Linked DNA regions of Homo sapiens: all the other regions are linked to region 3. Evidence: read pairs that join two places in POLR2A ChIA-PET (ENCODE). Cell type or tissue: MCF 10A. All regions are shown on one strand.

Region 1 (2,500 bases), 55 kb after region 3:
TGTATTAGGGGCTTGGTAGATGTTGGCTGAGGTAAGTGTCATCATTGTCCCAAAGACACTGTGTGAGGAAACTGAGGCCTCGACCCATTGAGTAGGTGACAGAGCAGGAGTTTATCCCAGATGCTGGACTGTGGGTTTACGCTCTGACCCTTCTATACGCCACCGTTCCCTCTGCTCCAAGTCCTTGCAGTCTGTCCTTTTCCAGCACTTGTCATGGAGGTCATGACCTCGGTTTGTGTGGTTATTTGATTAATGAATGTTTGTTCCCTCACTGGGCAGCCCTTTTGAGCCCCAGGATGGCAGGAGTACCTAGGACTCTAGGCAGGTGCGCAGCCTGGAGTTGACCGAGAGCATGTGGGACTGCCCACTTGCCCACAGCTGCTTCTTGCCTTTTGCATCACAGGAGGGTGGGCTAGGACCATAAAAGAGCCAGCCCAGGCCTCCCCCTTTCTGGAGCTCACTGAGTGCGTGCATGGGGTTTGGCCGTCACCCTCACTTCCATGGTTCTGCATCAGAACCAGCTGTGCTGAGGAAACATCTGTGCCTTGTTAAGGTCTGTTCCTTCTGCCCACTCCCTTTGCCCTTTTCTCTACCTTACAACCCCTTTGTTGTCCTTCTTCAAGGAAAGGGGCCCCCTTTGTCTCTCAGGGCAGAGCCAGCTGCCCTTCTCCTGGTCCTCTTGATCTGCACACACTCTGAGGATGACTGCCCATGGCAGGTCATGATGGTCCGTCTGCCCTGGACTGTGGTTTCTGTGGCAGAGCAATACTTTGTACAGTCAGGGCCCATGGCCCTACGGAAGGCTGAGGGAGAGCCTGAGGTCATTGCCTTAAGAGAAGCTGCTTCATGGTGCAGTTGGTATGTGTGCATGTGTGTGTGGATGTGTGCTTTTTTCATGCATGATGTTTTTATTTGTGTTATTTATCCCCCTGCTATATCTCCCTCTCTCAGGGGTCTAACATGGAGCTTTGAATAGTAGATACATCATAGCTCTTGGCTAAATACATATTTTCTCCCCCGCTGATCTGAAGGCACCTCCCTTTTCCCCTACCCCTCACTTTGGTACCTTGGTGACTTCACAGGGTTGTTATGACTTCCCAGACCTCATTGAGATTGCAGTGATGTGAAAACCCTACCTAGATTCCAGCCAGCTGGGCAGGGGCCTTGGCAGCAGGGGAAGCCCAGTTCCCTAGGGCAACTCACCAGGCCTCCAGGGCTCTCTAGGGCCAGGCTGGCTGAGCTTCAACTGACTCATACTGTTTTTGACTGGGAAAAATAAAAATTTTAAAATGGCTTCTGACCAAATGGGGAAAGTGGATGTGGGAGGAGGAGAAGGGGGACGTTAGCCACACCCTAGGTACATTTGCCAGCAGCAAACTGAGATGGGCTTAAAGTGTGGCTGGCCTCTAAGACGCCTGCTTCAAAGGGCATTCGGCACACTGGTCTCAGGCTTTGGAGGCCCACCTGCTTCAGAACATCAGCTCCCTGTCTGTCTAGCGTTGTGACTTAAGACAAACCCACCAAGCTCCCTTAGCCTCCATTTTCTCATCTGTAAAATGGGATTGTAATCATTAGAATAACCTTTATAAGGTTCTTGTGAGAGTGGAATGAAGATGTGCTTAGCACCGTGACTGGCGTGTAGAAAGCACCAAATATTTATTATCTGTTAACATTGTTTTTGTTTGTCAAAGTATTATTGTTAATAATAATTATAAGAAGACTTTGGAACAGATATAAAGTCTAAAATGCAGGCTGTGATGAAAGGGAGATGGTATATAAGAAAAGTGCTTTTTGAATTGCACATTATGTCCAGATATTATTATTAGCACAAGTATGTTTATTATTGTTTTGTCTTTGAAAAAAATGCTGGAGCACAATTTTATGATGTTGAGTCTATGTCCTTTGTTGTTTTGTTTTTTGTTTTGGAAAAAGGTTTGTCACATTGGCCTTTATTGGAATCTTGTCCAGTGGATGTATGACCCACATTGGTGACCCTGGGTGCCAAATGCCTGGACAGCACCTGGCAAAGAAGAGCCATTATTTCAATGGTCACTATTGTTTAAAATCGTTATGGTAAACAATACCTGACAGAAGTTCTTAGAGGTTCATTGACAGTAAATTGTGGGCAATGCACTGAGTTATTATTTACTCTAGACCTGAGAAATTCTCCCTCTCCAAGTTTTGTGCCTTGTATAGCTAAATAAATATAAACAATTTCCTTAGAATTTGATACAAACAGCTACCATTGTCTTCACAAGTATGTTAGAAATACTTTCTTAATAGCAACTACTTGACTGTTTTGTTTTTTATCTCCATTCCCTGCCATTACTCTGCCTCTTCCCATCTTTCTGAAATAAAAGTGAGCCAAATTAGCCATTTAAAAAATACGTAGATACTTTCAGGCAGAGGTTGAAAACTGTCTACCCCCTGGCTGCATCTGGCTTGCAGATGTGTTTTGTTCAGCACTCATAGTGTTTTAAGATGTTTAAATTAGTGGCCA
Region 2 (2,500 bases), 52 kb before region 3:
ATTACAACTTATTGCTCCTTGTCCCAGCAGTACCATGGCAACAAGTAGCATTGGCACAAGAATCAAAAGGGAGAAGTGTTGCCTAGCAACATAGTAGAAAAAGCTTTAGGATTCTGAAGGCCCGAGTTCTAGTTCTGGTTCTGACTCCCTGGGGCACTGTGGATAAGACCCAACTCCTCTGATCCTCCGTTTTTTGTCATCTGTAAAATGGGGGCAACTCATTCCATACATGTAGGATTGCTGTCAGGATCATTATTTTCGGGAGAGGAAAATTATGCCATGGATTAAGGCAGAAAGGGGAAAATGTGAAAGACTTACTAGGCCATGACATACTTTAGCCACTCCATGAAGAGTATACATTGGTAAAGCCTTTTTGGAGGTCATTAAGTAATAGCAGTCAATATTTAAATGTAGGTACCCTTTAACTCAGCAACTTCCTCTCTAGACATTGGTTCACGAAGATACACATAGGAGGTGAAAAACTGGAAACTACCTAAACGGTCTATTAAAGAGGGACTATAATAGATCAACACAATAGAACACTACAGAAGTTTTAAAAAATGAAGGAGCTTTTCTTTACTGACACGGAGAGACTTCTAACATACAATGTTTAGTGAAATGAAGGCAAGTCACAGACACACACACACACACACACACACACACACTCATCCATTCACAAATATACACAGGAAAATGCATGTCAGAAAGCCTGGAAGGACCTATGAGAAAATGTTAACAGTGGTTACCAAATTACTTCTCACTACTCCCCAAATAGGCTGTTTCCCCGCTACTTTTGCAAATGCCATTCCACCTCCCTAAAACGCCAGTCCTCCTTTCCACCTTCTGAACCCCAGCCCATCCCTCAGAGAGTAGGTAAGCAGCATCTCCTCTCCAAAGCTCTGCTGGTTCCCATCAGTGGACTTTACATCTCCCTCTGTGTCTGTATTGTCCCTATCATAACATTGAATTTTAATTATTTGTTTATGTATCTACACTCCCCCTTCCCAGTAGTCTATGAGCTCCTTGGGGAGCAGAATCACGTCTCATTCATCTTTGTTCCAGCAGGGCCTACCCAAGGCCATTAGTGCATTGAATGGAAACAAGAGGTTAAAACATGGTCAGAAATGAGAACAGCATGTGGAAGCTGTGAGCCCCAGTTTTTTCCAAAGCACCCTCCCAGACCATGCTTTCACGTATATTCATAGCTCAGAAGGTGTGCTCCAAGGACAAGAGGAGGAGAAAGTCAGTTTACCTTGATTATCTCTGTAAAGAACAACAACAAAAAAAAGAAAACAAGAAAGTCAGAAAGCCATGGATAAGGAGTGAGCTGGGTAAAAATTGCTTGAAGCAAACAAACAAACAAAATCCCAAGAGGTGTGTATGCATGTCAGCAAGTCATCCACAATCTGGGCAGCAGGTGGCACAAGTAACCTAGATTTCTTAGGCCACTGCAGAAGGAAGCCGCAGAGGTAAGGATTTGGAGAAACTGGGAAGCTGGGAGCATCATCCCAAGCCACTCTTTTGCCTGCCTGATTGCAGTACAAGACATAAAGGCAGTCCTGTGAGGATTTCAAGTCCTAGACATCTGCCTTTCCAACCACCATCCTTCACCCTCTTAGTCCATCCTCCACCCTCTTCAGTCCATCCTTACTATGGCCAATTTTGTTATTTGCCAACCTGCCTTCCTTTTTGAGGAAAATGAGCATTTCCATTCATATCAGTGGCAGTGAATATTCATAAGACCTCTTCGAAGGGAAATGTAGCAGGGCTGATCAAAAGAACACTTACCCTGGAGGAGACAGATAATAATTCCTTAACAGATCTAACTGCAATCATGGATTGGATGTTCATCATTATTTGATTTTCCTCTTCTGGGGCAATGGATTCATAAATTATTTTAAGGGTATATGAGCAGATAAACAAGTTACCTTGACTACTGACTATAGTAAAGGTTGAATTTTGTATATTAATGTAGTTATTTTGATAAATTTGGTAGTAATTATTATAACTTTACATAATAAATTTATGGAAAATATAGACATACAATTGCATAAAGCTAGGTGGGCTAATTAAGTACCATCATATTGCTGGTGAGGGTGGCTGTTATTATTATTACACAAAATATATTTATTCTTTGAACAAATATTTATTAAATGCTACATATGCAAAAACTACTTATGAAATGACCATCAAGTGCCAGGTACTGTTTTTGGTGCTGGGAAAAAATAAATCAGTGACAAATTCTCTGCCCTTATGAAGCTTTCAATGTAACAAAGGAAATAAATACATATATATTATTGCCATATACATACACACATATATGGCAAGTGATTATAACTGCTATGAAAAAAGAATAAAAGATTATAAAAAAGAAAAAAGAAAACTATTAAAAAAAGAATGATGGAGGCTGTTATTTTTAATTGGGTGCTCAAGTACTAATTGTGCTACAGACTCAATGTTAATTCAAAATCATACATGATTCCTACCTCCCCAGGACTCT
Region 3 (2,500 bases):
TTAGGCAGAAAGTCAAGGAGTGAAGGGCCTTGGATGGCCTATGAAGAATTTTGGAATTTCTGTAGGTGTGTATTCAGGGAGGGTTCCCTCAAAGGCTTTCAGGAGAGGAGGTGATCTGAGAGCTGCGTTTAGAAAGATGACTGACTACTGCGTGACAGATGGACAGAGGGGCAAGTCAGGGCAAGCAGATGAGACAGGATTCTTGTTTAGGACACTGTTCCTCCTCCACCCCACCCTCACCTCAGCCTGGCCTCTGTACACGAATAGGTCTAATGGCGGATCGAGAAAAACACCAGTCAGCTTCCGCTCTTCCTCCATGGCAGGGCCGACCTCGGCACATCCACACTGCGGTTTTCTCTTGGAAGGAAGGATCAGGCTAGCGGGGCAGTGTCCTCATGAGGCCTCGTGCACACCCCTAAATCCTCCGTTAGGAGATGCCTGTAGGCCTGTAGCAGCCGCAGACAGAGCTGAGCCCTGGCTTCAGACTCTTCCCTAGAAGGAGCAATGAGGAAGTTTATCCTCTACCTTCCCAGGAGAGTATCTGCTTGATGCTGGGTTATCTCCTAAACTGAATTTTGATTACTTTGTATTTAAGTTTAGGAACGTCTCTGTCATTTGGGAACTGCTTTTCTGGCTGCAGCTCAACAGTGGCGAACATGGACACTGGGAACAGGCCCAGAGTCCTGAAATGATTAATATCCTGTGTTGTGGGACGTCCAAACGCATGGATAGCCAAAGCATTTAGAGAGCCAGGCTAGGCAGTGCAGTGTGATGGCAGACAAGTCCCTTGAGTTATACGGGGGGAAAGATGCTACAATTCCATACACTAAATCAATGAAATTGAATAAAGGTTCTGAACCAAACCTCCCTGTGGACATTGACTTTCGGGAAATGGCTCGGGGCTGGTTGGTCTGCAGAGCTCTGGCACGGCTTCTCCAGGGAGACTCAGCCGATCCCAGGTTTACCATCTTACACTCTAGACCTGATCCCTCACTTTGACCAGTGGCAGCCCTGATCTCCTGACTGCCACAGATCAATTGCTTTGTTTATCTTATTGTCAGCCTGTTTTGGAAACACTCTCCTAGACTCCTTTCTGACTCATAGGTTAAGGAGCGTGAGTAATTCTTCTGGAACTCACTTGGAACAGGAGGGAACCCTTCCCATTTGATTTCCGGTCCTAAAAAAAGACAAGATAGTTCACACAGGATGCTAATTAGTTTTCCTATTCAACAGTTAGCGTGGCCTAGTCCTGTTTGGAAAGCTGCCTTTTGTGCTGCAGGGTTTAGAAATTTGAATACCTCCAGCTTTTATTCAGAATTTATAAAATGACACCAGAATATCGTTTTGTTGTGATTAGTTTTGCTGCTAAAACTAGGGTTTTTGGTTTTGTTTTGTTTTTTTACAGAGAAAACCCAAATGATTTCTCTTATGAGACATAAAAATGAGGAGAAATGAACAACCAGATTTCTCTTCTACATTGTTCTCGTTTTATTGTTCGTGGATGAAGGTAAACTCTCATTGTCCTCCTGCTGTATTTTTTGGCCTGTCCTTCTAAGCAGTGATGTAAACTCATGAAAGCTTTCACTCCAAATGGGTGTGACTCTCTTTGTAGCCAGAATGGTTTGGCGTTCACTTTCTATAGCAGAAATGGTAAGAAAGTGGCTTTATATTCTTCTGTTTCTAAACTGGCTTAAGAGAGGACCAGCCCCTTTGTAGAAGTCAGATACCTGAGAGCTTTTCAGGTTGCCTATAGGAAGTATTCTAGCTCTGCTGGGGGAAAAACCACGGAGCGCAAGTTCAAACTCTCACCTTAGGGGCAGGGTTACAGGGAGCTTTAACTTTCTACTTTATGCAGTTTTGTACAGTTTGCATTTTTCACAATGAATGTGGAAGACAGGACGAAAAACCAATCAAAGACTGACTATATTTATTTGGAAATCGTTTCTTCATTCATTTTTGTCTTAGCTGCTCTGTGACCTTGGACAAGTTAATTCACCTCTTTGTCCTTCTCTGTAAAATAAAGGTGGCAATACACCCTATATAAGGCTCTTGTGCACTAAAACATCTAATGCACATAAGTACTCATATTGAGTACACATAGTCATGCTCCGTAAGCTTTACTGTTGTTGTTGCATTGTTGATATCGCTCACTGCCAGTACCCAAGACCCCTCTCTGAAGCATGGCTGTTGAGTGGTGCAGAATGTAACTCTCACCCTTTTGATTGCAAGGAAGAATATTAGTCTTAATTAGAAAAACATTATATTGGGAAGATTTGGAAGAGAAAGGCAAACCCACACGTTTACCCACTTTCTCTCCAATCATTTCTTCAGAAAACAGCTGAGAAGGTCACTGTCCACCCCATGCTTCTTCCAAGTGTAAGTCGGATTAGGTTCCCCCTCACTTGAGCCCTCTAAAGGCTTCCAAAGCACTTTGAATAAAGTCAGACTCACCTGCCCTCCTAGTCCCTCCAGATCTGCTTCTACTCACTTCTTTCCTGGC

Evidence for each region. Peaks named below come from ENCODE experiments on the same cell type or tissue, not always from the same donor. Only the 100,000 strongest peaks of a DNase experiment are listed, where the experiment ranks them.
Region 1: POLR2A ChIA-PET joins it to region 3 with 14 read pairs; 10 of 35 experiments call an interaction of 5 or more read pairs at or near these places.
Region 2: POLR2A ChIA-PET joins it to region 3 with 11 read pairs; 9 of 35 experiments call an interaction of 5 or more read pairs at or near these places.

Annotation. Positions count from the first base shown.
Region 1 is chr11:13,315,455-13,317,954 of GRCh38, forward strand. All of the region lies in intron 2 of BMAL1 (basic helix-loop-helix ARNT like 1), which reads left to right. Among named protein-coding and RNA genes, the nearest start is that of BMAL1, 39 kb to the left of the region's middle. In MCF 10A, no CTCF peak of the experiment used is centred here; a DNase peak (open chromatin) is centred at 1,287.
Region 2 is chr11:13,209,118-13,211,617 of GRCh38, forward strand. No RefSeq gene overlaps it. Among named protein-coding and RNA genes, the nearest start is that of BMAL1, 67 kb to the right of the region's middle. In MCF 10A, a CTCF peak has its summit at 1,432 (motif pointing right); a DNase peak (open chromatin) is centred at 1,424.
Region 3 is chr11:13,260,719-13,263,218 of GRCh38, forward strand. No RefSeq gene overlaps it. Among named protein-coding and RNA genes, the nearest start is that of BMAL1, 16 kb to the right of the region's middle. RefSeq lists an enhancer at 279-1,478. In MCF 10A, no CTCF peak of the experiment used is centred here; DNase peaks (open chromatin) are centred at 103, 693 and 1,123.